Regions from separate parts of the Homo sapiens genome. Here region 1 is linked to region 2. Evidence: read pairs that join two places in POLR2A ChIA-PET (ENCODE). Cell type or tissue: PC-9. All regions are shown on one strand.

The links. Peaks named below come from ENCODE experiments on the same cell type or tissue, not always from the same donor. Only the 100,000 strongest peaks of a DNase experiment are listed, where the experiment ranks them.
Region 1: POLR2A ChIA-PET joins it to region 2 with 5 read pairs; 4 of 35 experiments call an interaction of 5 or more read pairs at or near these places.

Annotation. Positions count from the first base shown.
Region 1 is chr1:182,891,600-182,895,599 of GRCh38, reverse strand. No RefSeq gene overlaps it. Among named protein-coding and RNA genes, the nearest start is that of DHX9-AS1, 54 kb to the right of the region's middle. In PC-9, no CTCF peak of the experiment used is centred here; a DNase peak (open chromatin) is centred at 2,089.
Region 2 is chr1:182,974,720-182,978,719 of GRCh38, reverse strand. No RefSeq gene overlaps it. Among named protein-coding and RNA genes, the nearest start is that of SHCBP1L, 24 kb to the right of the region's middle. In PC-9, no CTCF peak of the experiment used is centred here; no DNase peak of the experiment used is centred here; H3K27ac peaks cover 354 bases.

The DNA of each region.
Region 1 (4,000 bases), 83 kb after region 2:
CCTGATAATTAGTGATGTTGAGCATTTTTCATATGTTTCTTGGCCATTTGTATATCTTTTTAATTTTAAAATTTTTATTATTTTATTATTTTTAATTTTTGAGATGGAGTCTCACTCTATTGCCCAGGCTGGAGTGCAGTGGTGCGATCTCGGCTCACTGCAACCTCCGCCTCCCATGTTCAAGCCATTCTCCTGCCTCAGTCCCCCGAGTAGCTGGGATAATAGGTGCGCAACAACCACACCTAGCTAGGTTTTGTATTTTTAGTAGAGATGGGGTTTCACCATGTTGGCCAGGCTGGTCTTGAACTCCTGACCTCAGGCGATCCACCCACCTCACCCTCCCAAAGTGCTGGGATTACAGGCATGAGCCACTGTACCTGGCCTGTATAACTTCTTTTGAGAATTGTCTATTCATGTCCTTAGCCCACTTTTTGATTTTTTTTCTTGCTGATTTGAGTTCTGGATATTAGACCTTTGTTGGATGCATAGTTTGCAAATATTTTCTCCCACTCTGTGGACTGTCTGTTTACTAAGCTGATTATTTCTTCTGCTGTGCAGAAGTTTTTTAGTTTAATTAGGTCCCATCTATTTTTGTTTTTGTTGCATTTGTTTTTGGGTTCTTGGTCATGAACTCTTTGCCTAAGCCAATATCTAGAAGAGTTTTTCCGATGTTATCTTTTAGAATTTTTATGGTCTCAGGTCTTAGATTTAAGTCTTTGATCCATCTTGAGTTGATTTTTATATAAGGTGAGAGATGAGGATCCAGTTTCATTCTTCTACCTGTGGCTTGCCAATTATCTCAGCACCATTTGTTGAATGCAGTATCCTTTCCCCACTTTATGTTTTTGTTTGCTTTGTCAAAGATCAGTTGGCTGTAAATATTTGGCTTTATTTCTGGGTATTCTGTTCCATTGGTCTACATGCCTTTTTTTTATACCAGTACCATGCTGTTTTGGTAACTATAGCCTTGTAGTATAGTTTGAGTCAGCTAATATGATGCCTCTAGATTTGTTCTTTCCACTTAGTCTTGCTTTGGCTGTGCCGGCCTTTTTTGGGTCCATATGAATTTTAGGATTGTTTTTTCTAGTTCTGTGAAGAATGATGATAGTATTTTGATGGGAATTGCACTAAATCTATAGATTGCTTTTGGCAGTATGGTCATTTTCACAATATTAATTCTACCCATCCATGAGCATGGGATATGTTTCCATTTGTTTCTGTCATCGATGATTTCTTTCAGCAGTGTTTGGTAGTCTTCCTTGAAGAGATCTTTCACCTCCTTGGTTAGGTATATTCCTAAGTATTTTATTTTTGCAGCTGTTGCAAAAGTGATTGAGTTCTTGATTTGAGTCTCAGCTGAGTTGTTGTTGGTTTATAGCAGTGCTACTGATTTGCGTACATTGATTTTCTATCTTGAAACTTTACTGAGTTCATTTTTCAGATCTAGGAGCTTTTAGGATGAGTCTTACTGCATACCTAGGGTTTTCTAGGTATGCAATCACATCACTGACAGTGACAGTTTGACTTCCTCTCTACCGACTCTGATGCCCTTTCTCTTGTCTGATGCTCTGGCTAGGAAACTTTTAGTTTTCTTTAAATGTACAGTAAATTATTGTTGCCTGTAGTTGCCCTGTTGTGCTACCAAATTCTAAATCTTATTCATTCAATCTAACAATATTTGTGTACCCATTAACCATCCCCACTTTCCTACCACCACCACTACCCTTGCCAGCCTTTGGTAACCATTACTTTATCTCCATGAGTTCAACTGTTTTAATTTCTCTATTCTGTTCCATGAGTCTATGTACCTGTTTTCATGCAAGTAATGTTACAGTGGGTAGCTAGTTGGGTATGAGTGGGGCAGAAGAGAGCTCCGCCCCTTCCCCCACCCCCCACAATACACCAGGAGTGTCAGGCAACCATCAGGTGATGGTCAGGTGGTCAACTGTCTCTCTAAACTAATAACTGGTCACAGCCAGTGCCAAGGAAAGGCAGTCTCTCCTAATAAATAGAAAACACCTGAAACTGGTGATCAGCAGCTTCCTGATAAGAGCTCAGGAGTTTGGCAACTGGGGAGAAGTAACATAAAACCCCAGAAGTATGCCAGTGTATAAAACCCCAAGTCAAAAGGTCAAGCCACGCACTTGCGTCTTGAGTCACCTACTTGGCCCTCTTCCAAGTGTACTTTCCTTCCTTTTATTCCTGTTATAAAACTTTTATTTATTTATTTATTTTTTGGGAGATGGAGTCTCACTCTGTCACCCAGGCTGGAGTGCAATGGCATGATCTTGGCTGTCTGCAACCTCTGCCTCCTGGGTTCAAGCGATTCTCCTGCCTCAGCCTCCTGAGTAGCTGGGACTACAAGTGACCTCCACCACGTCTGGCTAATTTTTGTATTTTTTTTTTTTTTTTTTTGAGACGGAGTTTTGCTCGTTGCCCAGGCTGGAGTGCAATGACGCGATCTCAGCTCACTGCAACCTCTGCCTCCCGGGTTCAAGCGATTCTCCTGCCTTAGCTTTTCTGAGTAGCTGCGATTACGGGCGTGCACCACCACGCCCGGCTAATTTTGTATTTTTAGTAGAGACGGAGTTTCTCCATGCTGGTCAGGCTGGTCTCGAACTCCCGACCTCAGGTGATCTGCCCACCTCGGCCTCTTAGTGTTGGGATTACAGGCATGAGCCACCACACCTGGCCTTAATTGTTGTATTTTTAGTAGAGATGGGGTTTCATCATGTTGGCCAGGCTGGTCTCAAATTCCTGACCTCAGGTGATCCACCTGCCTGAGCCTCCTAAAGTGTTGGGATTACAGGCGTGAGCCACTGGGCCTGGCCCTTGTTATAAGACTTCTTAATAAAACTTTCACTCTTGCTCTAAAACTTGCCTCAGTCTCTCCTTCTGCCTTATGCCCCTCAAATTCTTTCCTCTGAGGAGGCAAACAGTACCATGTTGTTTTGGTTCCTATAGTTCTACAGTATAATCTGAAGTCAGGTAATGTGATTTCTCCAGTTTTGTTCTTTATGCTCAGGATGACTTTGGCTATTCTGGGTCTTTTGTGGTTCCATTTAAATTTTAGAATTATTTTTGCTATTTCTGTGAAGAATGTCATTGGTATTTTGATAGAGAATGCATTGAATCTGTAGATTGCTTTGGGTAGTATGGCCATTTTAACAATATCGATTCTTGCAGTCAAAGAACAGGAATATTTTTCCATTTTTTGGTGTCCTCTTCAATTTCTTGCATCAGTGTTTTATAGTTTTTATTGTAGAGATCATTCATGTCTTCAGTGAAGTTTATTCTTAGATATTTTATTTTATTTGTAGCTATTATAAATTGACTTACTTTCTTGATTTCTTTTTCAGATTGTTTGTTGCTGGCATAGAAATGCTATTGATTTTTGTATGTCTGTTTGTATCCTGCAACTTTACCAAATTTATCAGTTCCAGTAGTTTTTCTGCTGGAGTCTTGAGGTTTTTCCAAATATAAGATCATATCATCTGCAAACAAGGATAATTTGACTTTTTCCTTTCCAATTTGGTTGCCCTTTATTTCTTTCTCTTGTCTCATTGCTCTAGCTAGGACTTCCAGTTATGTTGAATAACAACGGTGAAAGTGGCATCCTTGTCTTGTTCTAGATCTTAGAGGAAAGTCCTTTCCCATTCAGTATGATACTAGCTGTGGGTCTGTCATATGTGGATTTTATTGTATTGAGGTATGTCCTTCTATACCCAGTTTTTTGAGGGTTTTATTTAAATCATGAAGGGATGGTTGTTTTTTTTTTTAATTATACTTTAAGTTCTAGGGTACATTTGCACAACGTGCAGGTTTGTTACATATGTATACATGTGCCATGTTGGTGTGCTGAACCCACTAACTAGTCATTTACATTAGGTATATCTCCTAATGCTATCCCTCCCCCCTCCCCCCACCCCACGGGATGGTTGAATTTTAACAAATGCTTTTTCAGCATTAATGGAAATTATCATGTTTTTTGTCCTTCATC
Region 2 (4,000 bases):
AAAGACAGCATAAACAAGTTAAAATACAAATGACAACCTCAGAGAAGATATATGCAACATATGTGACTAATAAAAAATTAGTACTCAGAATGTTTCAAAACAAACCACCCAATAGAAAATCAGGCAAAATACGTGAGCAGCCAACTCATAAAAAAGGAAATTAAATGGTCAGTAAGAAAGATGATCAACCTCACTAGTATAGTCATGTGCTCCATAACGATGTTTTGGTCAATGATAGACCACATACATGACGGTGGTCTCATAAGATTATAATGGAGCTGAAAAATCCCCATTGCCTAGTGACATTGTAGTTATCCTGACATAGCCATGGAAATGTCATAGCACAATGCATTACTCACGTGGGTGTGGTGATGCTGGTGGGAACACACCTACTGTGCTGCCAGTCCTATAAAAGTATAGTAAATGCAATGATGTGCAGTACATACTACTTGATAATGATAATAAATGACCATATTACTGTTATACGTATTTATAATGCTTTGGATCACTACTTTACAGTGTACTTCTTCTACTTATTAAAATAAAAAGTTAACTGTAAAACAGCCTCAGGCTGGTCCTTCAGGAGGTATTCCAGAAGAAGGCATTGTTATCATAGGAGATAACAGCTCCATGCATGTTGTTACTCCTAAAGACCTTCCAGGAGACAAGATATGAAGGTGGAAGGCAGAGATACTGAGGATCCTGACTCTGTGTAGGCCTGGGCTAATGTGTAAGTTTGTGTCTTAGTTTTTCACCAAAAAAGCTTAAAAAAATTAAAGTTAGAGAAAAGTTTATAGAATAAGGATATACGGAAAGAAAATGCTTTTGGACAGATGTACAACATGTTTGTGTTTTAAGCTAAGTGTTATTGTAAAGAGTCAAAAATTTAAAAAATTTAAACATTTAAAAAGTAACAGAGTTACAGCAAGCCAAGGTTAATTTATTATTAAAGAAAAAAAATTTTAAATAAACTTAGAGTAGCCTAAGTGTCCAGTGTTGATAAAGTTTACAGTGCTGTACAGTAATGTCCTAGGCCTTCACATTCACTCACCACTCACTCCCTGACTCACACAGAACAACTTCCAGTCCTGCAAGCTCCATTCACGGTAAGTGCCTTATACAGGTGTACCATTTTTTATATTTTATACTGTACTTTTACGGTACCTTTTCTGTGTTTAGATATGTTTAGATACATAAATACTTACTATTGTGTCACAGTTGCTCACAGTATTCAGTACAGTAGCATGCTATACAGGTTTGTAGCCTACGAGCACAAGGCTATACCATGTAACCTAGGTGTGTAGTAGGCTATAACATCTGTTTGTGTAAGTACATTCTATGATGTTCACACAACTACAAAATTGCCTAAAAATGAGTTTCTCAAAATGTATCCCCATTGTTAATTAATACATGACTGTAATTAGGGAAATGGAAATTAAAGCAATAACAAATGAACACTCTCCAAGTTGGATTGGCCAAGGAAACTTTCACTTAATACTGTTTTTGATATCTACTCTGAAGTCCAAAATTCTGTTGTTGTTTCTTTCCCTTTATCTTTTTTTTTTTTTTTTTTTTGAGGCCGAGTCTCGCTCTATGGCCCAGGCTGGAGTGCAATGGTAAGATCTCGGCTCACTGCAACCTCCGCCTCCCGGGTTCAAGTGATTCTCATGCCTCAGCCTCCCAAGTAGCTGGGATTACAGGTGCTCACTACCATGCCTGGCTAATTTTTGTATTTTTAGTAGAGACAGGACTTTACCATGTTGTCCAGGCTAGTCTCGAACTCCTGACCTCAAGTGATCTGCCTGCTTCGGCCTCCCAAAGTGCTGGGATTACAGGCATGAGCCACCATGCTCGGCCCCCTTTATCTTTTATATTATATGTGTGGATTTATGACTTTAACGTTCATACATGTATGTACATATTTTCTCTCATTCTAGTTTATTTGGGAAGAAGCAGCTGTAAAAGTACCTTTAATCAGCTATTTTAACTAATTAATTAATTAAACTAATTTAGCAAATTAATCTATTCATGATTAATTTTTACCCTTAAATAAAACTCATTTTAAATGTAAAATTTATCTTTAACATAACCACAATACACCTATCACTTATTAAAATATTTAATAATTTCTCAATATCACCAGTATCATAATATCACAGTTAGTATCCAAAATTTCCAATCATCTCATACATTTATAAGAAAATTTTAGTAGTTGATCCAAAGCAGAATCTAAATAAGGTTTACATATTGGGAGTGGTTGGATATCTTTTAAGTCTGTTTGAAGCTATTGTTTTCCCCTCCTCTCTCATTTTTCTTGTGCTAGTTTGTAGTGTTTTTATTGTTGTTTTTGAAAAAACAGAGCTATTTGTCTTTTAGAATTCTCCACAATGTGGATTTCACAGAATGAATGCATCCATGTGATATAGGTGAGATTTCCTCCGTCCTCTGTATTTTCTATAAAATGGTAGTTGGATCTAGAAGATTGATCAGATTTGGGTTCAGTTTCTTTTGGCTAGACATCACAGTTGGTTTGTGCTCTTCCATCAGGAGGCACACAATGTCTGTTTCTCTCTCTTTTGTGATGTTAGCAGCAGTTGATGAGAATTAAACCCATTATTTTATTACAAATTGAAAAATGGTTATATTTTCTCAGTTCTTCTTTTATTATCTGGAATACTATAAAGAGAAACTTCTTTCACTTACTATTTGAATAACCAACAGTAATAATTTATATTTTAAAAAGCAGGATAAGCATATTTTATGTGTTTTTCAATCCATTGCAGTAAATATCCTTAACTATAATCAAGCATTTCCATCTTATCAAGCATTTCCATCTTTGCCACTGGGAACCACTTCAAGTTGGGTTCTGTGTTCTTTTGACATAGCTCTAGCTGTTCCCCAAAGACAAGATTGTCTAGCTTTGTCTTGTATATTCCCAATCCCTTTTTCTTAAAATCAGCCCTTTTTCAGAGAGTTCTTGTTTCTTTCAGTAAAAAATAGTATTTGGAGACCACAGGTAGGATACTAGCAATGCTTATTGTTACCAAGTCGGTCAATATATTTAGACCTATTCAGGAGACAGTGCTAAGTAGCTATTTTTAATGAAATATTTTATATACACCAAAACACATGTGTAATACAGATAGAGTTTAATCTTTGAGTATTCCCATACCCAGGTAATAGCCCTTTTCAGTTTTGCTTATCATTCCCTTACTTATTATGTATGCTTAAACAATGTGTTATTTTTCATTTTTTGAACTTTGTATAAATGGAATCATACTACAGATATACTCTGTGACTTTTTCGTTTGTTTATTGTGTGTTTTTTGTTAATATACTTGCTCAAGTTAGAGCACTCATCCCACAGTATAAATATATCATAATTTATTTATCTATTCTCCCAAAGATACAAATTTGGGTCATTTCCAGTTTCTTGTTCCAGTGAACAAAACAATTATGAATTTTTTGTATACGGTTCTCTTCGTGCACATGTGCACAAGTTTCTTAGTTGCTATAACTTAGAGGTGGAATTTCTGGGGTCTAGGGTCAGTCTAGCTTTTGTCCCTTCAATGACACAGAAACACCTTTGTCAAGGTTACCAAAGGCCTCTATAGTGCCAGATGAGCAATGTTCTGTTCTCCTTATGCTTGGTTCCTCAACAGTATTCAATGCAGTCTTTCCCTCCTTGGTTCACATTCCACTACAGTGGTTCTCAGGCACCACACCCCTGACATAGCTCCCATTCTAAAGGCAGCTCCTCCTCACTGTATTTTACCAGCTCTCTTAATCCTCTCTATCCTACCTCTTAAAATCAGAGCTCCTTGAAAGTACTTAGTGAGTGCTTTCTTTTCCCAACTTTATCCACACTTTCTCTAGGAGAACGCATCATTACCACGACTTCAAATACCATTTGTTTGTTTCAGATCCTAATTCTATTGACCCTCAGCTTTCTTCTCTGAACTCTGTTTGTGTAATTAACTGCTCAGATGACTCAGAGTCAT